7 separate regions of the Homo sapiens genome follow, and regions 2, 3, 4, 5, 6 and 7 are each linked to region 1. The links are chromatin contacts, found by Hi-C or POLR2A ChIA-PET in ENCODE. All regions are on one chromosome and are shown on one strand. Each heading gives the region's core, a stretch centred on a gene start or an enhancer-like site at or near the end of the contact. The rest is flanking DNA. Distances are from core to core; before and after follow the strand shown.

Region 1 (3,676 bases), core at 774-3,273:
TGAAGATGTTTTTGATTTTTTTTTTTAGTTTTAACCCGTTAAACTCAAATCAGATTGGTAAGTTACTTGCATAAATAACTTAGCTTGTAAACATTTAAAATACTTTTTTGAATGAACATATTTCAAAAGCAAATGTGTGTGAGAGAGAGAGGAGAAGGAAGAAGAATGTTTGTTGTTTATCTTTAGGGAAGAGGAAAACCTAGAAGTTTCATTTTCTGTTATATATTTGATTTTTGGTTTTTGGGTTTTTTTGTTTGTTTGTTTTTACAATAAGTTTGCGTTAATTTTAAGATCAGTAAAGTCAACAAAATTCCACTTTGACAAAAAGCCCATGTAAAGAAACACTAATTTATCCTTCTTAAATGAAACATGAATGCCCACCAGTGCTGAAAGTATTGGAACCAAGAATATAATTTGTGCTCGATACACCTGTGCTGAATTAAAACGGTCTGCGGTGATGAGGTTTAATGCAGAGGACTAGAAGGTCAGGGTAGCCTCTGAAAAAAGAAATAATGTAAGAGCAGCTGAGAAATGGGGAAAGCTTGGGCCAAAATGCAGATGGGCAAACAAACTGAAAGGCGGGAGAGACAAAGGCCTGCCCTGGGAATGGCTCAGCAGCGCTTGTAGAAATCCAGAGTAAGACATTCTTTCTATTCAAGGAAGTCACAAAGTTTTTTAAAGACCCGCGGTTACAGCCAATGAATGGAACCAATGGTCTTTTTAACCAGAAGACCCCAGGAAGGCAGAAAATGAGCCAAAGAAAGGCCAGGCAGGGGACAGTGGGGAAAGGAAACAGGGATGGAGAAGCAGAGAGGGAAGTGCAGAGACAGGTCACCCAGGCGCCTGGAAACTGCCTCTATGGCCTTCACGGGAAACGGCCTCTTTCTACTCCGGATCCCAGACTGTGTTTCTTTGAAACTGACCGTCAGAGGAGAGCGGCTGGAGGCGGACAGACGTCTGCAGTGGGAGGCGCTCCAGGCGTTCCAGGCAGTGTCCTGCCGGCGAGTCACCCGCGACCGCGAGTCACCTCACCAAGCCCTGAATTGGGACAGGAGACGAGACGTGTCGACGAGCTGCGGAGTTCCTCGCTTCTCTGGGCCCTGCCAGGTCCAAGAACAGGTTGCCATATAAAAGAATCGTGAAGGGACCCCCTTCCCCATGCAAATTATGTCATATAACGCATATGCCTGTGAAGTTTCTCTGCGGAGCTGCCAGATAACTCGATGACAATATTTTATGCGGTAACATTTTGTTAAATGTTGACTCGATGGCCACTTGACGCCATCTGAACTCTGAAAGCTCGCGTAACAATCATCCTCCAAATGAAATTTTACCCCCTTCTCCCTTTAAAAGGCGGTGGGGACAAAACATCACTTCGTCACTTAAGTCACCATCTCCTTCCTCTTATCTGGGGCTCCCAGCATAGTTCTAGGGGTTCCCGCACTCCCCGCCCGGGTTTGGGCTGCGAGAAGCGCCCGCCTGCGCCCTGCGGGACCTGACCCTGCCGGCTCTGGCTTCACCCTCGCTGCGCCTCGGCCCGGTGGGCTCCCCGCCCAGAGCCCCGCGCGCTCCGTCGCCGGGACGTGGGAGAGGTAGGCACGGGGTGGACCCGAGGAAGCACATCCCGCCCGCGCGCTTCCCCCACGCCCACCTCGCTCCGCACACACCAGCCCCAGAACCTCCCGGCCGCGCGCCCGCCTCCCCGCGCAGCCGCGCCGGGCCGCTCTCTGCTCCTCTGCAGCTCACAGCCAAGGTGCACCAGAGCCTCCGTCACCGCCCCTACAGGTAAATGGGCACGTGGCCAAGGCAGGGGACGGGCTAGACCCCTGGGAAGAGAGAACGGCGGGAGCCGGGCCGCGGGCGACTCACCACTCGGCCTGCGCAGAGAGCCGCTACACCCGCGGCGCCATCCTCGCACTGCGACACCGGCGACAAACGCAATGCTCCAGGGCCGGACGAAGGGACGGCTCTCGGGAGGCTCGCAGACGGCGGGGCGCGGGTCTGTGCGCCGGAGCACTCGAATGAGGGAACCACCTGCGAGGTGAATCTCATATGGAGTCTGCGAGCGGCCCCGCCCTGCCCGGGGGTTACCGCTAGGCTCGGGCCCCGCCTGCCCTGGGCCGGCGAACTCAGCTGACCGCATCCTGGGCCATCCCGCAGACAAGCCCCGCCCGCCCCCACCTTCCTCTGCCCCTCTGGCCCCGCCTCCCCCGCCTTCCTCCTCTCCACCCTCCCGCGAAGGTCCCGGGAGGCTCAGCCCGCAATTGCTTCTCGCCTCTGCAGAGCAGCTGGGCAATTGTAAAGAACCAGCAGCCAGTTCTGTTACTCATTAAACAGCCCCTACTACAGAGGAAATCTTCTTACCCACGTGGTCCTAACCTGGGGCGGAGGAAACCGGGCTAGAAGCGGCTCTAGGACTAACCCAAGGTCACGCCGCCAGGCAGGATCCCCGGTCTGTCTGTCTGGCGGTGGCCCCGCGGCTGGGGCCAGCGGAGAGAAATGACAGCGTGGAACCAGCCCTGGCCCGGTGGTCGGGAATGTGGAGCTGGCACTGTCACTGTGTGTACCCTGGATCTCTCTGGACGGCCTCGGCTTCCCCCCTGGGGAGTTTCTCTGGGACCTTCCTGATCCTGGGAGTTCCCGCTTGCTGGGGCAAAGCCAGGAGCTCGCCCGAGGAGGGGAAGTGACTCATTCACTTCGAGTCGCAGCTAAGTGGCCGAACTGCCTCAAACCGGCGCTGCACTCTGACCCCCAGGGGCCGGACCTGCCTGCCCCCGGCCGGTGCCCACTCTCCGTCTCAGGCGTCTTTCCTGGTCCTCTCCCTGCTTCCCGAACGCGCACTCTGGTGAGAGCACAGAGCCTGGGAAAGAAGACGACCTAGAGGCCCGGGCAGCCCAGCACCTCTGTTACTTGCTTCCTAAAGGGAACTCCAGTTCCTGAGAAAACATGGGGTTGGGCCGGGAGTGGTGGCTCACGCCTGTAATCCCAGCACTTTGGAAGGCCGAGGCGGATGGATCACCTGAGGTCAGGAGTTCGAGACCAGCCTGCCCAACATGGTGAAACCCCGTCACTACTAAAAATACAAAAAATTAGCTGGACGTGGTGTCGCGTGCCTGTAATCCCAGGTACTAGGCAGGCCGAGGCAGGAGAATTGCTTGAACCCAGCGAAGGATGCAGTGAGCCGAGATCGCGCCATTGCACTCCATACTGGGTGACAAGAGTGAAACACACAAACAAATCAAGGAAGGAATTAAGGGTTTTATTGAAAATGAAAGTACGGCCAGGCGCAGTGGCTCACACCTGTAATCCCAGCACTTTGGGAGGCCGAGGCGGGTGGATTACAAAGTCAGGAGTTCAAGACCAGCCTAACCAAGATGGTGAAACCCCGTCTCTACTAAAAGTAAAAAAAAAAAAAAAACAAAAAAAAAAACCTAGCCGGTCACAGTGGCAGGTGCCTGTAATTCCAGCTACTTGGGAGGCTGAGGCAGGAGAACCACTTGAACCTGGGTGGCAGAGGTTGCAGTGAGCTGAGATCATGCCACTGCATTCCAGCCTTGGTGACACAGTGAGACGCCATCTCAAAAAAAAAAGGTAAATGAAAGTACACTCCACAGTGTGGGAGCGGGCCTGAGCGTAGGGGCTCAAAGGCCCCATTCCAGAATTTTGGGGAGTTTCA
Region 2 (3,676 bases), core at 186-2,685, 4.5 Mb after region 1:
CCCATTACAACATGGTGCTATTTTGCAACCATGACAAATGCTGGCAATAATGCGAACATTTACTGAACGCCATGTGGCAAGCCCAGTGGTATGCGCTTGACAAGCATGGCATCTTCAGGCCACCTCTGAGGTAGGTACTGTCATCATTATACGATTTTACGGATGAGGAAAGTGAGGCTGGAGAGTCTAACCCCTCCAAAGGCAAACACAGCAAGAAGGGCACGAATATGAACTCAGGTCTGCCCCCAAAGCCAGAGTATTTAACAACTTCTTCAAACTGTTCTCAAGGAAGAGTCGCCAAACCCCACAAAAATCACTCGATCACCCCTCTTCAGCATACAAAATGTAAAGCATCCGAACAGCCTGCACCTGCAACTTTACAGACCAAGTTGTAAGCTCTCTCTACTCCCACAAAAAAAGGGTGGGCTAGCGTGGGGTGGGGGGAGAAGGCAAGAATCGGTTCCCAGCAAAGTAAAAAGCGAGAAAAGGGCCAAGCGCCCACGAAAGAAACCAATCTAAACTCGAAGCAAAGGGACCTAAATGCTTTAGAACTAAAACGGCAGAAAACCAACCAAGAAAACGAAAATGAATTCAGCAGAAGACCGACACAAGGTAACAGAGCGCCGGTGCAAAGGAAGCGGTCACAACGGATGCTGTATTTTATTAAAACCACACAGGCAGACCAAGAAAGTCGCAAGAGTTGAAGGAAAAATGCAAAGTCGGCTCCACAGACCTCTGGTTTTCAGACCCGCTGCTCGGGGTGAAAGGCAGAGCGCGGCCCGCACCTTCTCTCGTTAAATAGCCATTCGAAACGCCACAGAGAACGAAAGGGCTGAGGAAAGTGTCCGCGCCTCCGGGACCGCCATCGAGTTACCACCACTCGCTTGCTGGGCGCGGCGCGTGGAGGGGGCGCTGGTGCGACTCGGCTGCCCTACTTGCCGTCGGCACCCAAGTTTGTGCCAAGTCACAACGCGCGTTATCGGCAGCAGCAACGCCACTTCAGCCTCGCCGCCGCGGCGCCGGCACTTATCGGCGCCCACGTCCCGCCCCGCGCGTCCGGGAAGGTTCCGCGCCGGGCCCCGCCCGTCCTCACCTGCCCAGCTCCCGGCCCGGGCACAGGCTGTAGCCGTCCTGGAAGGGCTCGGTGCGCACCACGGCGCGTATCTCTGTCAGCAGCCCGCGGGCCTGGGGCGGCGGCGGCGGCCGGCACGGCCCGCTCAGACCCCGGCCTGCCCGGCCCGAGCCTGAGGTGGCGCCTGGGGAGGAGCCGCCGCTGCCTGGCTTCTCCAAAGGGATCATGGTGTTCAGGCCCGCTTCTTTCCTGGCCGCCTGTTCACTCCGAGCAGCCGGAGGGTCACGGACCCGCCCCCGGCTCCTAGTGCCGGTCCGCGGAGCCTTCAAACACCCGCTCTCCCCAGCGCGGCGCTCGGACTGCGGCAGGCAGACTACCGGTAGCTCGGGCCCGCCCCGCGCCCCGCGACCGGCCCCGCCCCCGTGACCGCCCCGCGCCTGCCCTGCACCCTGCTTCTGGCCCCGGCCAACCCCTCCCCACGTCCGCCCCGCGCCCGACCCCGCCCCGGCCTCACTCCGTGGCCGCCCGCCCCCTCGCTGAGCTCCCGCGGGGTCCTGAGCGCCCGATGCCTCACGCGCGCCCTCTGCAGCTCAGGGGGAGAAGGTGCAGCTTTCGGGACGGCCCGGAGGCTGGAGGCGACTCACAGCACCACCCTTTGGCCAGGACAGCCTACTGCGTTAGCAGAGTTGCGCACCTGTTGAGCGTCTGAGAGTCACAAAAGCTGACCTTCGGTTAATAAAAGGCATTTGAGCTGTAAGCGGGACTTCACGTGGTGAGGAGGGGAGGGGTCTGGAGGCACTTCGGTTAATAAAAGGCATTTGAGCTGTAAGCAGGACTTCACGTGGTGGGGAGGGGTGATGAGATCCTGATCTCCGTACACTGGGAGAGGGGTCTGGAGGCAGAGTTGTATAAATATTATTAACCCTGCACACCGGCCCTATGAAATAGACACTATTATATTGTCTGTAGTCGTCTCTATATTTACTTTCGAGGTCCTCTCATCCGGTCTTACGACTTTAATTACCATCTATATGCTCATGACTACAGAATTTGTATCTCTAGCTTCCAAATATTCCCTGAACTTCAGACTGGTGTATTTGACTATGCATTTGGCATCTCCACTTACATGTCAAATTAGCATCTCAGACTTAACATACACAAAAGTAAGTTGCTGATTGGTCTTCATGAATGCACTCCTACCCAGCTTTCCCCGTCTCAGTTTTCTTCATCTCCTTCCTTCTAGCTGTTCAGGCCAAAAATCTTGGGATGAGCATTGATTCCTCTCTCATGCTCATCTCCAGTTTGTCAGTAAACCCTCTTGTCTTTTCCTTCAAACTAGATGCGGCGTTTGATCACTTCTCTCTATTTCCACCTTACCACCATGGCCTGAGCCATCGTTATCTCTTACCTGGATTATTGTGATAGTTTACTAACTGGACCACCTGCTTCCATCCTTCTTTCTCCCTAATGTCGCATAGTTCATTTTCAAGGCAATGAGAGTGATCTTTTAAAAATCGAAACCAAATCACACCACTGCTCTACTCAGACTGTCTCAGTGGAGTTTTGCTTCTGGCACTGATATACTAGTTTATTTGTGTTCAATATTCTCACTAAGAAAAAATAGAAAAGTTGACAAAAGTTAAAAATTTCCTCTCCCAGCAAGGACTTGGATGACTGAAATCCTGGAAAGATAGGCAGCTCAGAAAGCCACCACTTTTCCCATGAGGTATTTGATGATTTTAAAGCCATGGCTGAAAGAGTGAGAAAGTAAGCAGAGCTTTCAGTCATCTCATGGGGTTGGGGAGACAAAAAAAAAATTGGAGTTTAGGACCTATTTATGATGAGGGGCTGGTAAGCAACTAGGCTTTCAGCTGGGACTCCGAAGAGCTATACCCTAGGGGTGTGGATGAACGGGAAATAGACCCAAGGGCTGAAAACCAGCTTCAAATGGCAACAGTAAATATTCTCTCTGGGGAAAAAAAGCATCATTCAGAGCAACACATTACCCATATAATATTTTATACACCATGTCTGAAACTTAATTTAAACAAAGGACACAGAATTGTCTTAAAAACTAAGGGAAAAAGAAAACAGAAATAAACACACAGAAGATCCAGATATTAAAGTTTAAAGACAGATTTTAAAATAATTCTGTTAAATATCTTCAAGAAATTAAATTGCAAGATAAAGAGTTTTCAGCAGAGAACTGGAAACTCCAAAGAAGAATACAATGGAATTTTGGAATTGGAGAAAAAAACACACTAACTAAAACTACTACAGAATTATGGGCTTAATAACAGATGAGATACAACTTAAGCAAGAATTAGTGAAGCTAATAAGCAAAACAAAATATGAAAAATGACATACAAGAGATATGAAAGAACTTTCTATAAAAGAGATAAGGTCTCAGAAAGGAGACTATGACACATGTGATATGTGGTAAAACATTCTAACACACACGTAATTGGAATATCAGGAAGAGAGGTGAGAGAAAAAAGGAAAAGAAGCAGTATTTGAAAAGATAACGGCTGGAAATTTTTTAAAACTAATGAACAACAATTCTCAGAGTCAAGAAACATTATGAACATAGAGCAGGATTTCAAG
Region 3 (3,676 bases), core at 450-2,949, 4.4 Mb after region 1:
GACACTCTGGACCTTGTAGCTCCTCAAGCTTCCCTGTCTATTGAGCAGATAGGAAGCCGTGTCAAATATGTGGCACCTTGAGGAAATGCCTAGTGAATGACAGTATGTCCTATTGTGCTCTAACTTTATTTCAGCCTTATTTCTTTTCTGAATATTATTTTTCATTTATCTTCATTTCCTTACCTATTTTCTTTTCTTCTAAAGTATGTATCTTTGTTAGCTCCATCATCCTTTTTGGAATGAGCAAGTATAAAAATAAGTAAATAAATAAGACCCATCCTAAGTATTTTAAGAAACCACCCTTTTGCGGCACACTTGCTACCTTGGTCTTAGCTCTGGGCTTTGGTGTCCTCTGGCAGTCCTGCTGCATTGCCTTCTCTCCCCCATCTGCCCACCCCTGTCCCAGAGAGATTTTTCTGTAGCCCCTCATCTGCAGAGTCCGACAGCTCAGGGTCGAGGGTCTTTCTTAGCAGTAATCACCCACTATGCTCTCACCCCTCCATTTCTGGACATGCTTCCTGTGGCTTCTCTCCTGCGCTTTACACTTCAGCAGTTCTTGTTTCTGCTCACTCTGCCTTTGTTTGTCATTTCCTGGATTTGAAGCTGTTCTGCTCTTTTCACCTTTCTCTTCTCAAGGTAAACTTCCTCTGTGAAACCTCCGCTGATGCCCTGCAGCAAGGTTGACCACTTCCTGAGTGTTACTTCCTCTCTTGGTGCATATGTCTGGTTGCACTAACCAGGCTGCTGCTAGCCCAAAGGCACCTTTGTGCAAATTAGAAAAAGACAACCATCCCCATCCCTTCTTCAAGATACTTTATAGTACTTCCAACTGTTGGCAAACTGTCTTAATAAAGATACAAATCTTTGATTTCTCTAATGTGCATGGTGCCCTACAAGGGTTGTGCAGTGCATAGCCGTGCAGTTGCATGTGATAGATCTATGTTATAATTATTTGTTTAATTGTCTGTATTCCCCTCAGGACCAAGGAAAATTCCTTATATCTTGATACTGTTTTTATATTCTTACTGTCTGACCAGATCAGACCCTCAGTAACCGTTTGCTAAACAAAAGAAGGAATGAAGGTACAAATATGTATCCACCTTGTCTGGAAAAATAGCAGGAAAGGCATGCCTGCCAAGGACTTTTACACTGAACAGTAAGAATATATTTTAGCTCAGAGACACTGTTTGTTTTCACATTTCAATATTGCTTTAATTAGATATCTTAAAGCTCGTGTACCACAGTGGTTGAAAGAGCAGATGCTGGAGCCAGACTGCATGAATTTGAATCCCAGTTCTACCACTTATTCACTTATTAGTGCACCTTTGGGCATGTTACTTAACCTTTCTGTGCCTCAGTTTACTCATCTGCAAAATGAGCGTGATGATAATAGTTCCTACTTCAAAGGGTTGTGAGAATTAAATGAATTATATAAAGTGCTTAGAATAGTACAAGACACATAATAGTCAGAGACAGAAGTATTAGGTATTATCAATATTGTTAAAGTCCATGTATAAGTTTACTGTACTATTGTTTCTTTTTAACTCTGAAGTGCTGTTTTCACTCTGTCACGTACAGCTTTTATTGCTAGCATCTTGCTTCTGCAGGTCCAGCCTCCTGTTGATTGGCCCTGTGTTTGTGCTGTGGTCAAAGCACTTGCTGTCTGCGGTTCTCCCTTGTGCACACCGGTTCTTTGGTTGCTGTAACAAAAACTACATAGGACACAGACAGGAAACCCGCAGGCTTTGTTTTTTCTTCCTAATTTGGCAGCAGAAGGGGGAAAAACCAGGGCCTTTCACAGACAAGGCTTGTTTTAGAGTTTAATTTTAACTTCTTGTTCGTGTTCTAAAGCTTGGGTTGGTAATAAATCTTGGCTGTATGAGACTAGAGAGAACTGGGCTTTAAAAATATGATTTTAATGTAAAATCTTTTCTAATTGCAGGACAACTTGCCTTTGATGATTTTCAAGAGAGTTGTGCTATGATGTGGCAAAAGGTAATGGAATGTTCCAGGGCCAAGTTCCCCACTAGAACCTGCCAGGGTATTCTCGAGTTAGACAATAGAAGAAAGTCACTCCCTGAATAGTTATGGGCTTCTCCTGGTCTTTAGGGTTCACTTGTGCTTTAACTTCACAGGAGGGATGGGCATTTTCTGCATTGTTTCCCACTCTGTCTTTCTCTCGTGTCTCATGCTGGCGTTGGAAGCTGTAACACTCTGGGAACCTCTCCATAACCCAGTCTGGCTGCCTCACCCTGTTGAGCTCTCTTCAAATTAAGCAAGATCTGACTAATACATTCTTCAGAGATGCTCTGACCGTTTTCATTATGAGAACTAAATGACTTTTCCCAGATCACATTACTGTAATTAACTTTACACTCATTTTGATACTCTTACATATTATAAGAGTGGATGGATGGTATGCTGTATTTACCGAGCTGGCATCCCTCCATCTGTTCATTCAGCCTGAGTCATAACCAGAGTTTCCTCATCCCAAGGGTGGTGCATTTTTCAAAATATGAAAGGAGCCAGTGACAGCTCCAGCCCATTCGCAGGCTTACAGGACCAGCCATTGCCACAAAGGATAAGCTTCCTGTTTACCAGTTGGCCTGAGACAAAGTGGTTGTGCTTCCTGGCCATGCGGGGCTTGGCACACAGTCTGGGCTGTGTCTGTCAGGATGGTGGGCTGAATGCTCGCTCTGTGCTGGGCTGGCTGGGGGTGGCAGGGCCCCCACAGCATGGGTCCTGGACATGGGCCACTCTCGAGAGGGCACCCTCAGGAGGGCACTCAGTTTGGCTTCAGAACCAACCCTGGCATTTGGAAAGGAAGCAAATGAGGGAGGGCGGTCTGGCCTCCTTTCTGGCTTCCTTAATGCTTCTTTCCTTTAGGGGTCCAAGCCGGGCAAATCCCCTTGGCACAAAACTGGGAATCCTACAATAAATTTGTATCTTTTGTTTTTAAGTATGCAGGAAGCAGGCGGTCAATGCCTCTGGGAGCAAGGATCCTTTTCCACGGTGTGTTCTATGCCGGGGGCTTTGCCATTGTGTATTACCTCATTCAAAGTAAGTATCCTGCTAGCCGCCTGCGGCCTGACCTCCTCCTAGCCTGCTCCTGCTCCTCCATCAGAGGAAATACTTGAGATGCTTTGTTTAGATTAGAGAAAGGAGGAGAGGGTGATTTTAAAGGCTAGTCCACCATTTCGTTGGCTATAGCTTCCTCTGTATCCTGTAATCTCAGTTTTTCCAGGAGCAACGAGTACAAATAAAAGGACCAGGACTAATATGCATAAGAAGCCCAGCAAAGCACGATGGGCTTTCAGTCCAGTGCACACACAGGGGCTCCATCAAGATTCTGAGATTATATAAAGAAGGGACAGAGGGAAGGGGAATACCAGATGGTTCACAGGTGGGGAAAGCTGTGGCTGTGCGTCCAGCATTGTCAGACTTTTTTTGCACTTTCATTCTCTGCTGTTGATTTAATGGAGGAGGGACCATGAGCAAGGAACTCTGGCAGGGGCAGAAAATAAAAGCAGAGACCACGATGGCAAAATCCCGACAGATGCCGCTTCCAGCCCCACTGCACTCAAATTTGAATTTGTAAAGACAGGCCACAATTACTGTCAGCAGCCAGGACATTTAAGGTCATTTTAATGCTACTGGTGGCAAAGCGGCAGCAGTT
Region 4 (3,676 bases), core at 353-2,852, 3.6 Mb after region 1:
TAGCCTTCGCTTAGTGTCATATATTCAGTGCCAGCAGCTATCTCATGAGGGCCATGGGCACTCATACAATGCAAAAGATACTATAAATCTTTTGTATCTTTGTGTATACACACACACACACACACACACACACACACACACACACACACACAGCCTGGTTGTGTCTTGATTGGTAACCCAGAATACACAGGCAGTGTTGCTTTGGTGATGAGTATTTTCAAAAAGGCAATTACATTTTAGTAAAGGCCAGAATCAGACATGTTGTATTCCTGGAAAATTCATGATATAATAAAAGCATGCAAAAAATTATTTGGGTTTTTATCTAAAATTGAGTTAGGTTACAGGCTCAGAAGAATGTTAAACAGCTTCTGTCTACCTGCATGTCTAATGGGATGTGTGAAGGTAATGCAGGGCAGGGGACAGTGCCCATTGACTGCCCCAAGGACACCTAACGCTGCCCACACACTCCCAAACTCCCAGGAGGCAGGGCCTACCCTCCCTTTGAGAGCTGCTGATCAAGTAGGAGTTTTCTGTTTTCATTCATATTTGAAAAGTTGGAATAATCTGCTTTATGATGTCTTTATTCCCTGAAAAGTTAAGCTAATAATATTGGTCAGTGTTTTCCTATTTAGGAACATTTTCTGAACATGTGGTCATTAGGGGATTTTAGAGTATAAGTTATGTATCTGTTAATTTTTTCTGGGTAATTATGTGGTTGAGATGCTAGTGGCACACATTATGGTTACATTTGTTCAGTAACTGTAACTCGAGCCCTGGAAATTAGGCTTCTATAAAATTTCATAGCAATTCATGAAATGTTGTTTGTAAGCAAAATGTACCCAGCTCCTTGACTAAAGTTACCTTAAATATTCTTAAAGATAGAGAGGTAATACGCATTTCTTTTTCTCTTTCTGTATGTGTGTATATATGAGAGAGAGAGAGAGAGTGTGTGTGTACATGTCCCTGATAATTCCTATCTCAGAGCAGTGGAAGTCCTCTGAGTTTGATAATATGCTTTGCATGTGCTATATTTGTGGACTGCCTCAGAACATCTCTTGGGGAGACTACCTGGGTTCAGGGACCACCTGCCTATGCACCTGAATCATGTGAGCCCTGATTTTATTTACCACGGAGCCAGGCACTTGAACACTGTCCCATCCCAACTGTGTCCATCCCAACTGTGGACAGCTTTTACACGGTCCACCTCCTTGCCTTCCAGGACCCCTTCCTCCCTTCTCCTTGGCTTCTGTGGCCCTGCACCCATGAAGGCCAGCACAGGCACCACCTTCTCTAGGAAGCATTTCTGGCATTTGAGAAAATGAGCTTTCACACAGTCTGGGTTAGGGCCCGGATCCCAAACTTTCTGTTTCTTTGTTTCCTCCCCCTTTCAACCATTATGGCTGAGGTGTGGCCATTCTGCATGTCACATGGCTGGTGAAAGACTCCTTTCTCTCTCTCTTTGGTGCTTCTTCAAAGGCTCCTTCACTTTCAATGGTATAGGTCAGATTGTACCATGTGTCTGCGGCTGACTCAATCATGGTAGCTTTTCTGTCCTTCCCATAGCATCCCTAACAGGCAGGAAATGATTTAGTCTTTATGAGTGTGCCTCCCCCCACAGGGAGACAGCCTTTTCCTGTTGCAGATCACACTGATTTTAAGAGAAGACTTCTCTTCATATGCAGCTTGCCCTTCTATCCTCCCATCCCATGTATATGTGGCATACCTTCTATGATGTTTCAGGCTCTGTTCTAGCAGTCAGACATATAGAGTGGGAGATGCTCAAGGGGCTCACAGTTTAGGGGGAGCTTGGACAAACTGTTGCAATCCCATGTGATGAATGCAGAGGAAGGGTCCAGACCCATTTTCTGGAATGTCAGAAATACTTCCTGGAGAAGGTGATGCCTGTGCTGGCCTTCATGGGTGCAGGGCCGAAGAAGCCAGGAGAAGGGAGGAAGGGATTCCTGGAAGGCAAGGAGATAGAAGAAAGCATTTGAGTTGTGTCCAGAGAATCCCCTTGGGAGGGGTATAGTCTTGAAGGAGCGTTTTGAGATAAGCAGAGTTGAACCCGTCGGGTTTTTAGGCCTGTTGTCTAGGACTACCTAGGATATGTGGTAGGAGAAAAGAATTATCACACCGTTCAAATACATTTTTAAAAATAATGAAAGATTTTCCAATGGAGGAAAACTAAAATCCTTTAATGCAGATTTTGCAAAAAAGCGTTTTTGCCAAGTGTTGACTAGTGTAGAGTTAATTCATTTGGAGTAATGTTTTATAGTATTTGTGAAATTTAGTATAGGTTAGAGTTAGTACTGGATCCAGGGTTTAAACTTTTGTTTTCTCTTTCTTTCCCCCCAAATTAAAGCATCCTATCCTTTTCATCTTAATTTCATTCATATCTTCATATTACGTTTTTGAGATAGCTGTTTATTTTTTTGAGGGGGAAATAGTGACATAAATAGGTTTAGAACCTCAGGTGGCTTAAAACCCCAGATGTAGTCAGTGGTAAATTTTTTTTTTCTTGGTTAGTCTAGTTTTGGTGTTGGTAAGTATTATATATGCTGGTGGGTTTTTAAAAAGGGCACGTGGTAGAGTCTGGCATACTATTTGGAGTCTTGTGGTAGCTGCCCACTTCCTGCTAATGCAGTAGAGCATGTTCATAATGGCCTTATATGCTTTCCTTCCTAGGGCAGGCCGTACTTAGTCATACCAGGTAAGAAATATGTTTTAAAATTTTAGTTAAACAGTTATGATGATAGCTTATAGTTTACTTTGCATTTCTTTATTTATAGAAAGATTACATTTTCTACACAGTGATTTACTGTTGTTATTTCCTACTTTGTTAACTCATTAACTCCACTTACTCATTGATGGGAGTCTGGATATTATCCTTCTGTAGTTTTACAAATCCTCACATTTTCTTATTCACTGCTTTTCTTCTATCAGTTGATTCACTGAATTTAGTGTGGGGATTTTACCACATCGATACTGCCTTCAGTGATTTTCTTTATGTTAGATTTTAGAAATTTCTCTCTGCTTTAATGTTGTAGGCTAAATATACCATTCCATTGTCTACTAAAGGGCTCAAGACTGTTCTTTAATATTGTTTGATTTCTTTAAAATGAATTCCACTGTGACTTGATCAAGTTTTGTATTATACCACTTGGGGACTTTAATTGATATTATGTTAAAACTCCATATTAACTTGAAGAGTATGATCAGTTTTGTTCTCGTTAAATTTTCCTGTTAAAAGGAAGCATATCATTCTATTGTTGGTGGCTTCCTTTTTTCTGTCATTAAATTCAGTTACAGAAAGTTGCCCTCAAGAATTATATACAAATCTCATGTGTCCTCAGATCCATTAGTAGCCATACAGTTAATGTTTGTGTTGCTTTTAGCAATGGTATCTTCTTCTCCACCATATGTTATAGATGTGTGACAGTTAGGAAAGCAGTTGTTTAATTAATTACAAAAGTAATTTGGAAAATTTGGAAAATAGAATTATCCAGTTCTATCACTATTATTACCTTGTTCAATTTTCTTCTGATTAAAACAATTATATTTGCTAGTTCTTTATTAGACAATTATAATATTAGAAAATACATGACCACAGGTCTAGGCATGGTGGCTTATTCCTGTAATCCCAACACTTCAAGAGGCCGAGGCAGAAGGATTGCAT
Region 5 (3,676 bases), core at 621-3,120, 3.6 Mb after region 1:
GTTCAAGGCTACAGTTAGTTATGATCACATCGTTACATTCCAGCCTGGGTGACAGAGGGAGACCCTGCCTCTTAAAAATAAAAAAAATAGAAACTATCGCTTGTAGAAGAATTTTGATGTCATTTTAAAGACAAATAGCCACATTTATTTGAAAAGACAAAATATTCCTCTCATTTGCAACTGTCTGTGTGAGGTTGCATGTTTTCATATACTTCAATGAAAACAACATAATGCAAATTATGTTGCAGTGAATGCAGATGTGAGAATCTTGTGGTCTTCTTTTTTTTTGTGGAGACGGAGTCTAGCTCTGTCGCCCAGGCTGGAATGCAGTGGTGTGATCTCGGCTCACTGCAACCTCTGCCTCCCGGGTTCAAGCGATTCTCCTGCCTCAGCCTCCAGAGGAGCTGGGATTACAGGCACCTGCCATCACGCCTAGCTAATTTTCGTATTTTTAGTAGAGACAGGGTTTCACTGTGTTGGCCAGGCTGGTCTCGAACTCCTGATCCTCCCGCCTCGGCCTCCCAAAGTGCTGGGATTACAAGCATGAGCTACTGTGCCGGCCAAATCTTGCTGTCTTCTAGTAGGCTCATTAAAGAGATTTGCAAAAATGTAAAACTATGTTACTCCTCTCACTGAACTTTTATTGCTTTGAAGAACATTATTTTTTGCATAAAAGTATGTTAACATGTAATGTGTTTTATGGTCATTTAAAAATGATTAAATAAATATTTAAACATTTTATGTTTTAATTTCTAATGTGGTAAATATTGATAAGCATAACCCATATCAACAAATGTTCTTTGGAATGTTCAACAAATTTTAAGAGGATTAATGGTCCCTAAATCAAGAGTTTCAGAACCACTGTTCTAGGGCAATTTACCTGAGTTGGATTTTATTTACAATTCATTAAAGCTTATACACTATGAAGACATGTTAACTTGCATGTTTTAATCTAGAAGAGGTGCAAATCATTTCTATACACTAGAAATGATAATCTATGGTTTTATCATCTTGTAGAACACCAGCCAGCTTTGTATCCAACCTAATCTTACTCTAATGCTTTGTCAAAATGTTTAATCTCCACTTCCTCAAAATGCTTTTGAACCAGCTTTACCATATCATTGTTAATTTGCTGAAGAAATCTTGGATATGTGTTCATGATATATTTGTATGAGTGTCATGCTTTTTACTTTTTTAAGATTATACTTTGACAGACACTAACAACATATGTATATATGACGTATATATGTATATACATACTATACACACACATACACGTACATATTTCACAACGATGGCATACGGATTCTCTATTCTGAATCTAGCTCTTTCCACTTAATATACGTTGAATGCACTCTTTATTTTCTTCGTCATCTTGACTTTCTTCTGATGCAACGCCCTGAGTTTAACTCACAGATCTGTTAATAAGAAACCCATACATCCCACATATACGCATTTTCCCGTCTCTGGCTCACTAACAAAAAGCTTACCCTAGCCCCATCTTTAACCATAGGTTCCAAATACCCAGGCTGGAATTCAACACAGAAATAAGAAAGGATCCACAGACAACGTGACAAAAATCCGAGCAGTCACGTGACACTGCACGCCCCATAATTTTTTTCCGCCCGCTTCAAACATGGCGGTCAAGCCCTCGCAGCGCAGCAGAAGCCACGGGCTTCCTTCCGCGTAGGAACCTCCTTGCTGCCCTTGTCGGGCTCTTTTGTCTAAGACCACCTCAAGGCAAAGCCCGTGGGGCAGCTGGGTCTGGGGAAAACAGCCCGGGGCCGCGGGGGCCGAACGAGCACGGACCGGAAGTTCCGCAGCCGCGCCGTCCGGCGGAGCCGTTGGCTGCGGACGCCGGAAGTGGCCAGTCGGCAGGTCTGAGGCGGCGCTGTGTGTGTGAAGCGTACCTAGGGCGGGAGGCGACATGGAGACAGGGGCGGCCGAGCTGTATGACCAGGCCCTTTTGGGCATCCTGCAGCACGTGGGCAACGTCCAGGATTTCCTGCGCGTTCTCTTTGGCTTCCTCTACCGCAAGACAGACTTCTATCGCTTGCTGCGCCACCCATCGGACCGCATGGGCTTCCCGCCCGGGGCCGCGCAGGCCTTGGTGCTGCAGGTGAGGCGGGCGGGCCTGCGGTCTGGGGAGCCGCCGCCCCCGGCCTGCCCTGACTCCTGGCGCCCGCTCCTCCAAGCTCTCCCAGCCTGTTTCCTCCTTTTCCTGGTGTCCTGGGGTTGAGCTTGTGAGAATGGCTTCAGTAATTTGAAGCGCGGATTGGATGTCAGCTTATTCCGCTGAGGTGTTCGCTCCGGACGTCCTGAGGTTTCAGAAGTAGTAAGCCGACTGTTAAGAGCCCTACTCAGCACCCGCCAGCGCGTACCCCTCACGGTGCTGGGGGCCGCTAGTCAGGGAGCGAAATCCATGCAGGCCAGACAGAAGGAAGGACATTTACAGCAACAGAAACGTGCATGCCCCAGAACTACCAAAGACTTGAGCTGGCGGGGATGACGGAGGCATTGTGTTGATCAATGGGTGTGGTCGCTTGTTTGAAATGTGACTTCCCAGGTCAAAGACTGTCAATGTAGTGCTTATTAAAATTTCTATTTGAGCTTAATTCCGTACCCTCCAGGTTAAGTTTATTGTATGTTGGAAACGCTGTCAATACTCATTCAGTGAAGTTGACTGGGCACTTTTGAATGTAGTGGTAAGCAACCTTTTGCTGAATGTAGTTTACACTCTTAGTTGCCGCAGGTGAGGGTGATACGGGTGTTTAAGTAATGGTTTCTCTCTCCTTGTGACACAGTTAAAGAGAGAAAACCCAGAAAGTAATAGAAAACTTTTTAAGGGCAATTATTTGATGGAGCCCATTGTAAAGAAAGGAAATAGAAATGATGGTTGAGAAGTGAAGTTTTTATAAGAGAGGTGGGACTTCTGATGAGATTAAAAGAAACTATTCAGCCAAGTATTAAGCCTATTTGTAGAAACCCAAGAAGATAGAAATGCTGATGATACCTCCCTCAGTTCTCTAGATGTTACAGTTTATAAAATGCTTCAGATGTTTCCTCCTGAAGTCTTAATGCATGCTGCAGGTTGGTAAGATGTTACTTTCCTCAGCAGAAGCCAAAGCTTTGAATGTCTTGGTAGCTACCAGGGTAATAGGGCCAAACGAGGAATGGGGTTCCATTAGGATTCAATTTCAGAACTTAAGGCTATTCCTCGTCCTTGTCAGTGGCATAAGTGCCATCTTAGTGATGAGAGAGCTGTTGGAGGTGGCCTTTAGCAGGATCTTATGGCAGGTTAATGAAGTCTTGCCATTTGATCTTCAGTGTCTCTGTGAAACAGATAAGTTTCAAGTTTACGTACCAATTCAGCAAGGTTAAGTGATTTGACCAAGAACACACAGCCAGTTCACCGTAGAGCTGAAACTAAAAATTTCATTTTGTGGATTCCAAATCTTCCTGTTCTGTTGTTTAACCATTCCATAGTAGGATGAGAACACTTTTGTCTAGATTGATTGTAGTTTGCAGAAAGATGTGGAGGAGAAAGGAGTATATACTGAGTAATATGTATAGTATCAGATGTTTTATATTCTGGGGTCGTTATCTTATTTAACCCTTAATATAACCTGAGAGGTTGGTCTTTGTTTCACAGATGAACTGACAGAGCACTCATTAA
Region 6 (3,676 bases), core at 872-3,371, 3.4 Mb after region 1:
AGGTGGGTGGGTCACCTGAGATCAGGAGTTCGAGACCAGCCTGGCCAACATAGTGAAACCCCGTCTCTACTAAAAATACAAAAATTAGCTGGGTGTGGTGGTGCAGGCCTGTAGTCCCAGCTACTTGGGAGGCTGGGGCATGAGAATCGCTTGAACCTGGGAGGCAGAGGTTGCAGTGAGCTGAGATCGCACCATTGTATTCCAGCCTGGGCGACAGAGTGACACCCTGTTTCCAAAAAAAAAAAAAAAAAGAAAAAAAAAAAAAAAGAAGAAAAAGGCTGGGCTTGGTGGCTCATGCTTGTAATCCCAGCACTTTGGGAGGCTGAAGCGGGCGGATCACGAGGTTAGGAGATCGAGACCATCCTGGCTAACATGGTGAAACCCTGTCTCTACTAAAAAAAAAAAAAATACAAAAATTAGCTGGGGGTGGTGGTGTGTGCCTATAATCCCAGCTACTCAGGAGGCTGAGGCAGGACAATCACTTGAACCAGGGAGTCGGAGGTTGCAGTGAGCTGAGATCATGCCATTGCACTCCAGTTTGGCGACAGAGCGAGACTCTGTCTCAAAGAAAAAAAAAAAAACCCACAAAAAACCTAATCAAAATTTTTCTTTACCCCAAACTTGCTCCAGTGCTAGAATGTCTACCCTCACACCATGTGACCCGCACCCCAAGTCTAGCTGTAGACACTTACTTAGTTCCCTGGGGCCACAACAGGTTCATGGATAGGGCATGACCCTCAAACCCAGTAAGTACTGGAGAACAGCACAACCCAAACTTTATTAAACCCCTAAAACATTTTCTTCTATTTCGTAAAACCCATTAAGTGTCCAGAAACACAGGGCAAAGTCACCCAAGAGCAAGACCTTAGATCAAGAGTCTCTCCAGCTGTACAGACAGCCTCCTTTATCCTAGGGGACAATATTCACTTTTGGATCCAGAGCCAAAAGTCATAGCAAAATCACAAGTTTACTTCTTTTCAATAAAATTAGCTTTGAATAACAATTAAAATAGTAAAACAAAACAAAACAAAAAAAACCCACCAATAGCAGCAGGGATAGGTATAGCTAACTTTTACTGAGGCTCTCTGTGGGCTTTTCCAACTTACTTAGAGCACCTGGAATGTCAATCATATTCCCACTGGAGAGATGTGGGCTCAGGCAGAATTTACACACAGCAGTCACCAGGCAGGGTATTAATAAGGTTAACTGAGTAATAGCAGAGCGACGCTTAAAGAACTCTGGTCACTCTAGTAACAGTGCCTCTTACCCTAGCTTAACCTTGCCAAAGAGAGCTGGGCGCTTCTGGGCTCAACAATAAAATGAAAGGAATTTCCAGCCACTGATGCCTGGGATCACAAGGTCAGGGTCAAGGTCAGCTCTCTGGTCCTGAGCCACAAAGGCTGCAGGACTCCTTCCAGCCTAGGCCCTGGAGACAGGGCGATCATGATCATCGGGCCTCCACTCTCTGACCTTCTTTTGTGCTTGGAATACAACTCCAGGTGATTTTCAATTGGCTGAGGATAACTGCACAGACGGAAATTCAGCTCATGCTGGAGGCAGTCAGAAAAAAACTGGTTCATACCGGTACTGCTGAGCTGCTGGGAATCCCCGGGAAGGAAAATGCTGGGAATGCAACTTCTGCAGCCTTTCCCTTATTCATCTTACACCATGCATCCCACTTCACTCTCCAGTTGGCTCAGTTCCCACACCACTGGGGGAGCACCCTGCCCCACCTTCAGACAAAGAGCCCATTCTGTCTCCAGGACTGGGTGAGCCCCCACACCCAACAACAGCAAGCCCTCTTTGCGCCAAGACCTGGAGGTATACTAAAAGGTTTTTGAATTGAGTGATAGAATGTTTTGTATCGAGTGTAGTGACTGCACACATTTGGCAAAACCTACTGCACTAAACACTTAAAACAAGTGAATTTTAATATATGTAAGTTAAACCTCAAAAAAGTTTATTTATTCAAAAAGGCTTTGAAAATGAAGGTCATTATTTGGCCTGCAGGCTTCACCTCCCAACAGATGTGGCAGCAGGAAGCCAGACCTGCCCAAGTACCAGAGCTCCCAGGCACCCACTGGCCCCACCCCTCCCTGTATGAGTCACCAATGGGGCCACTTCCTTCCTGGTGGGGCCCAGATGCCACAGTCCATCCCCCACTCTCTTTCCACCTCCCTGTTGTCCTGCAACCCTGTATCTCTCTAACATCTTCCACTCCCCAAGGAGATACCTCTTCTCCAGCTCCTTAAACTACCCACCCCTGCCTCATCCTCTGAACACCTGAATCTGGATCTGCCTTCCATAACCCCTGGCTTTAGGTTCCAGGGGACCTGCAGAGCCCTCCCTGTCCACTTGCTCCCATGCCCCAGCATCATGCTCCTTCCTTCCCGCAGGCCTGGCAGCTACCCTTCTTTCCATGGGATGTTTGTCCTCTCCCTTCACATGGTCGCTTAGCTTTGTCACTATCTGGGAGAGCGTTTCCCCTTCTGATACTCCCAGCCCTTACTGTACACTCATCTCAACCTGAGATCTCTCCCCTGCTGTCTGTCCCCATCCTGGGGGATAAATCAAGACTAGGCTGAGTCATTGACCACCCAGCGCAAACAGAAGCCCCTTCAAAAAGAAGAGAAAGCTTCTGGAAGAGAGAGTCAAAGCATGTCCCATCTAATTCCCATGGAGCATGAAGAGACACCTGGAAGGGATAGAAGCCCACTCACTGAAAGGTGGCACCTGGTGGCTGATGGCTCACTGAGAACCTGAGCTGAGTCAGGCGACCTCAGCTCTCTTACTGAGTGAGAAAAATAAGCCTGTTGGTTTAGGCTGCCTAAGCTGCATTTTCCCTTTCTTCCAGCCAAATTTATTCCTAATTATCCCTTGCTGTTGCCTGGATGTCCCGGAATTGCAGTCTGATGTAGGCAGGGGCAGTGACTTCTACTTCTAGAAACATTCCAAGTGACAAAGCAGAAGTGAAAAGGAGAAAGCACAGTAATGGGGAAAATCAGACTTGAGAATACACAATCTAATAGCATGCTACCATCAAACACACTGAAGACCTAAGTTTCCTATAATAGAAACAGTTTTTCACTCATGAGAAATGGAGGCAGTCAGACTTTGGTTTCTTTATGAAGTAAGTGTGGTATTTGGGCCTTACTTTAGTACTTGGCTCAGGGCGGTGACAGGGACTTCTGAGTCACAATGACGTACGTGGGTGTGCCCAGCTCCACACCCAAGTTGCAACCCATCACTAGTGTTATTCATCTCTCCAATCTCTTAATTGGCTTCTGTTGCACAACTAATAACGTAAGGAAAATATCTGTCCCCTTGCCTTGCCTCAAATATACAGTTACACACAGTTAATTCTCTGACCACCAATGACAATGTCACTGATAAGGGGGAAAAGGTTAAAATGTTAAGGTAAGTGGGCAAGGTTGTAAATGACATTCAAGGGGCAGGAAGCTGCCAGAAGGAGTGAGGGGTCCTGGGCCAGGGGAGGGGTGCGGGAAAGCACTCACTCCCAAAAGGCCAACTTCTGAGCCCTGCAAGGGGCTATGGGATTCTGATGAAGTTCTTACCACACATAAACATTTTCCTAAGAGTGTCAGATGTGTGCAGGATGTACCATGTCAAAAAATGAATACCATTTTTTTTTTTTTTTGAGACAGAGTCTGGCTCT
Region 7 (3,676 bases), core at 773-3,272, 3.3 Mb after region 1:
TTTTGAACCTTTCTTGAATGTATAATACGTTATGGCTAGAGAGGTAGCTTAAATACCATAAACATTTACAAGCCCTTTCATAAAAACAGCTTGTTTAAAAGTAGCATTTTATAAGCTATTTCACAGATGTGACTGAATTAACTACTAGTATCCGTGTGCACTTCTCTTATAGCAATGTACTTTTTTTTTTTTGAGACAAGAGTCTCACTGTCACCAGGCTGGAGTGCAGTGGCACGATCTCGGCTCACTGCAGCCTCCGCCTCCGGGGTTCAAGCGATTCTCCTGCCTCAGCCTCTAGAGTAGCTGAGATTACAGGCAAGCGCCACCACGCCCAGCTAATTTTTGTATTTTTAATAGAGGTGGGGTTTCACCATGTTGGCCAGGACGGTCTCAATCTCCTGACTTCGTGATCCGCCCGCCTGGCCAACGTACTTATTTTTTAGTTTTTAGGTATTTGTACCTAGAATGTATGGTCTTTCTAAAACATCAGCTTTTCTCAGAGCTTTATAGTCGGTACGTTTAAGTTCCTATGGCTTCCCTTTCAGACTTTCGCTAAAGCCAAAGCCCTCATTGGCAGTTACCCCTCCATTCTCATCAAGACCTGCAAGTCCTTTCTCATTTCCCTGAAGCTCTTTGGGTAACCTGATGCCCAACATTAGGTCAGGCCAAGTTTCCACGAAAGCCCTTGTCACTTACCAGCTTTGACTACACTCATAGGTGGGGTGGGGTGTGGATTAACATGCAGTGTTTCAGTGCCTATGTGCCAGGCACTATGGACAGGGTAGGCAACAAGGAAATCGCTCTGTCCTCACGAAGACTGCATGAGGATCAATCTATTTTCGGAATAAGATCCCAAACTAGCCATTGGTGGCCTTTTGAGATGTGATTTAAAGGAATAAAACCACTAACATCCTATTTCGCTACTCCCTAAGGTCTATCCATGTTAACTGGAACGGAATCGTACTCAATATTTAACTTTGAAGACACGCGCCAAGTTTAGATACTATGCTATAATTACAACTGATCTTTAAGAACTCATTTAACGCTCTCAAAACTAATTAGGTAATCACTGGTAATCCACCTTGGTCGGAAGAGGCCTGCCTTGTGGCCAGTCGCAACTTGCTTGCTAGGCAGAGGGACAATCGGGAGGGGCTCAAGAGCGCCTCCCCCGCCAGCGCCGTCACTGCAGTGGAAGGCGGTCCTTGGGCACCAGCAAAGGCAAGGCCCATTTTCACATTTCCGCTTGGGGGTGGGGGACACGGAGGGACGTTTGGGGCACATGTATAAATATTCCTACTTTATCCAAATGGAAGATATTTCAAGTGGCAACCCGTCACATCCCAGCAAGTCTCCTTTTATAACATGGCCTCCCGGGATCTACAGGACCGAGCATGGACGGGCTCACACCGCGCCTCGATCCTTGAGAAAAACCCTCAAGCAAACAGCTTCCCAGCTCAGGATGTAAAGCACCCATGCCTGCCAGGGGACAGCTTCCCAGGAAGGCGGTCGCAAGCCCCCGCGAGCGTGCTTCTGGCTCCGGTCTGCGGCGCCCAGGCCAAGCTAGGGCGGAGCCCAACGACTCTCAAGGCGCGGACCTGAGCGCGGCCGCCGAGCACGTGCGTCGGACAGGACAGGGCGCGGCCACATGAGGCGGGCGGGCGGACGCGGGCCCCCTCCCCCAACGGCCTCGCAGCCGCCCCGCCTGCCTTTGTCCGCCGCCGTCCCGGCCTCCTCCCCGCGACTCGCGGACCTCCCAAAATGGCCCCTCGTCAGGAAATGGCGCCGCAGCCCGCCCGCGCTCGCCCCTCAAGCAGGGTCGCCCCGCGCCCGGGCCTTTGGGGCGCTACCACCCACCCCGACCCCGGCCCACTTTCTGGGCCCCATTCCCGCACGCCGCCGCCCGCCCGACCTCAAAGGAGACGCGGCCCAAGGGCTCGCCGTCGACGGCAATGTCGAAGAACACGGTGGGGTTGACCATGGCTAATAGTACACGGTTTTCCTCGGCGGTGGCGTCTGCAAAACGGCACGAGCCTGGCCTCCCGCCCCTTTTATACCACGTTCGGCCCCGCCCGCAACCCGGTCTCGCGCCTCCGTCCCGGCCAATCGGGTCTGCGACTTCGCCAGAGTGACAGTGCATCTGGCCTATAGACGGAAGCCGGCGCTGATGGGGACGACACATGAGGCGCGCGTGCGCGCTAACGCGCGGAGGCAGGTTCCCGCCTGCGGGCTCCGTCGCGGTGGCTGCGGCATGGGACTCGGGGCGGGGCGGCAGTACGGGACGCGGGGCACGGGGGAGGGTCAGTGCGGAACGGGGGTGGGCAGCATGGCGCGCGCACGCGGGAGACGGAAGCGCGGCGGCTCTTCGGCCGTTGTCAAGCGATGAGGCGCGTCTCCCCATTGCACAGAGGGGGCAACTGAGGCGAACGCAGGCCTCAAGGTCGCGCCGCCAGTCAAGGTCGACTGGGGTCCCGCGCCCGGACCCTACGCCTCCGCGAGCGGAAATGGGGATGGCGCGTCCCCGAGACCTAGGAGCAGCCTTGCGTCCGCATTCCGCGCGGGCAAACACCACGTCGCGTCCTACCAGGCAATGTCAGGAAGGAGGTTGCCTTTGAGCATCGCTGTTTTCTCTAACGAGGTGGGACAGGAGCAGTCTCCGGTTTTGAGAGATTATGAAATGCTTTCAAAATGCTCTACTTTCCGAAAATATCTTACACTCTGCTTGAATCTTCTTCAGGAGGAAGCCATTAAAACAGGAGCCTGGCCAGGCTCTTACCTGTGAAGATGCATTATGCACATTTTGCCCTCTTACTCTTTTTGAATCTCTGCTCCTGGTCTTTCCCTGCCCCCGCCCCGCCCAGCTCCTACCGCCCCCGCCTCGGGGCTGAATTGTGCTTTGATTTTTGGGTGAAAGATAAGTCACAATTTAAAAGCGAATTTCTTCAGGCAAAGACATTAATAATACTTTAATTAAAATGCACTTGTAGGCCAGGCGCGGTGGCTCATACCTGGCGCTTTAGGAGGCGCGGAGGCCAAGGCCGGGGAGGATCGCTTCATCTTAGGAGTTCGACACCGGCCACCAGCCTGGGCATCTTAGAGAGACGCCGTCTCTACAAAAAAATAAATAAAAATAAAAATTAGCTGGGCGTCGAGGCGCTCGCTACTCAGGAGGCTGGGCGGGGAGGATTGCTTGAGCCCGGAGGTCGAGGCTGTAGTGGGCGGTGATCGCATCACTGCATTCCAGCCGGGACGACAGAGTGTGACCCTCTCTCAAAAAATAGGCCGGGTGCGGTGGATCACGCCTGTAATTCCAGCACTTTGGGAGGCCGAGGCGGGAGGATCACCTGAGGTCAGGAGTTCAAGACCAGCCTGGACAACATGGTGAAACCCCATCTCTACGAAAAATACAAAATTAGCTGGGCATGGTGGTGCGCACCTGTAGTCCCAGCTACCCCCTCGGGAGGCTGAGGCAGGAGAATCGCTGGAACCCAGGAGGTGGAGGTTGCAGCGAGCAGAGATGGCGCCACTGCACTCCAGCCTGAGAGACAGAGACTCCGTCTCAAATAAATAAACAAAAATATAAAATAAAATGCACTTATGTGACTGGTGTTTTGTTAAGAAAACCTTACAAGGGAATTCATATATCCTGGGCTGTCACTTAAGTTGCAATATTAAGGAT

What was found. Hi-C counts contacts between places; a loop is a spot of excess contacts on that map. ChIA-PET counts read pairs that join two places held with the same protein, here RNA polymerase II (POLR2A). Pooled maps may share reads with other maps.
Region 2: a loop to region 1 is called in a map of CD8-positive, alpha-beta T cell, with 11 times the contacts of the local background. The contact joins the promoter of STK17A here to the promoter of UPP1 in region 1. A Hi-C loop is called at or near these places in 1 of 168 maps with a recorded cell type or tissue (CD8-positive, alpha-beta T cell), 4 of 37 single-sample maps with no recorded cell type and 10 of 50 pooled maps.
Region 3: a loop to region 1 is called in a pooled map, with 35 times the contacts of the local background. The contact joins the enhancer-like site here to the promoter of UPP1 in region 1. A Hi-C loop is called at or near these places in 7 of 37 single-sample maps with no recorded cell type and 11 of 50 pooled maps.
Region 4: a loop to region 1 is called in a map with no recorded cell type, with 15 times the contacts of the local background. The contact joins the enhancer-like site here to the promoter of UPP1 in region 1. A Hi-C loop is called at or near these places in 2 of 37 single-sample maps with no recorded cell type and 3 of 50 pooled maps.
Region 5: a loop to region 1 is called in a pooled map, with 7 times the contacts of the local background. The contact joins the promoter of NUDCD3 here to the promoter of UPP1 in region 1. A Hi-C loop is called at or near these places in 5 of 50 pooled maps.
Region 6: a loop to region 1 is called in a pooled map, with 9 times the contacts of the local background. The contact joins the enhancer-like site here to the promoter of UPP1 in region 1. A Hi-C loop is called at or near these places in 4 of 37 single-sample maps with no recorded cell type and 7 of 50 pooled maps.
Region 7: a loop to region 1 is called in a map with no recorded cell type, with 15 times the contacts of the local background. The contact joins the promoter of PPIA here to the promoter of UPP1 in region 1. A Hi-C loop is called at or near these places in 1 of 37 single-sample maps with no recorded cell type and 7 of 50 pooled maps. POLR2A ChIA-PET finds 5 or more read pairs at or near these places in 1 of 52 experiments (activated T-cell).

Annotation. Positions count from the first base shown.
Region 1 is chr7:48,087,612-48,091,287 of GRCh38, reverse strand. UPP1 (uridine phosphorylase 1) reads right to left here and starts at 2,023. Exons shown (of 9, transcript NM_003364.4): 1 at 1,870-2,023; 2 at 924-1,100. RefSeq lists silencers at 1,459-1,648, 1,989-2,328 and enhancers at 1,429-1,958, 2,469-2,678, 2,491-3,020.
Region 2 is chr7:43,580,867-43,584,542 of GRCh38, reverse strand. STK17A (serine/threonine kinase 17a) reads right to left here and starts at 1,435. Exons shown (of 7, transcript NM_004760.3): 1 at 1,094-1,435. The coding sequence starts at 1,299. RefSeq lists enhancers at 346-455, 586-635 and a silencer at 1,036-1,815.
Region 3 is chr7:43,646,919-43,650,594 of GRCh38, reverse strand. It overlaps COA1 (cytochrome c oxidase assembly factor 1), which reads left to right. Exons shown (of 6, transcript NM_018224.4): 2 at 1,943-1,995; 3 at 2,961-3,060. The coding sequence starts at 1,981. Among named protein-coding and RNA genes, the nearest start is that of STK17A, 66 kb to the right of the region's middle. RefSeq lists enhancers at 468-557, 1,200-2,061, 2,331-2,625, 3,656-3,676, 2,924-3,676. Within about 2 kb of position 1,699, at least 40 of the 41 ENCODE cell types and tissues checked have a DNase peak (open chromatin) inside an H3K27ac peak, as active enhancers do.
Region 4 is chr7:44,459,422-44,463,097 of GRCh38, reverse strand. The region is part of intron 2 of NUDCD3 (NudC domain containing 3); the gene reads left to right. Among named protein-coding and RNA genes, the nearest start is that of NUDCD3, 29 kb to the left of the region's middle. Within about 2 kb of position 1,602, at least 2 of the 41 ENCODE cell types and tissues checked have a DNase peak (open chromatin) inside an H3K27ac peak, as active enhancers do.
Region 5 is chr7:44,488,852-44,492,527 of GRCh38, reverse strand. It overlaps NUDCD3 (NudC domain containing 3), which reads left to right and starts at 1,870. Exons shown (of 6, transcript NM_015332.4): 1 at 1,870-2,119. The coding sequence starts at 1,928. RefSeq lists silencers at 1-53, 2,119-2,288.
Region 6 is chr7:44,637,801-44,641,476 of GRCh38, reverse strand. All of the region lies in intron 2 of OGDH (oxoglutarate dehydrogenase), which reads right to left. Among named protein-coding and RNA genes, the nearest start is that of OGDH, 33 kb to the right of the region's middle. RefSeq lists enhancers at 1,504-2,031, 2,346-2,495, 2,560-3,087, 2,976-3,095, 2,941-3,451. Within about 2 kb of position 2,121, at least 40 of the 41 ENCODE cell types and tissues checked have a DNase peak (open chromatin) inside an H3K27ac peak, as active enhancers do.
Region 7 is chr7:44,795,027-44,798,702 of GRCh38, reverse strand. It overlaps PPIA (peptidylprolyl isomerase A), which reads right to left and starts at 2,022. Exons shown (of 5, transcript NM_021130.5): 1 at 1,910-2,022. The coding sequence starts at 1,978. LOC105375259 (a long non-coding RNA gene) reads left to right here and starts at 2,173. Exons shown (of 2, transcript XR_007060300.1): 1 at 2,173-2,635; 2 at 3,279-3,587. RefSeq lists silencers at 1,552-1,901, 1,922-2,191, 2,282-2,481.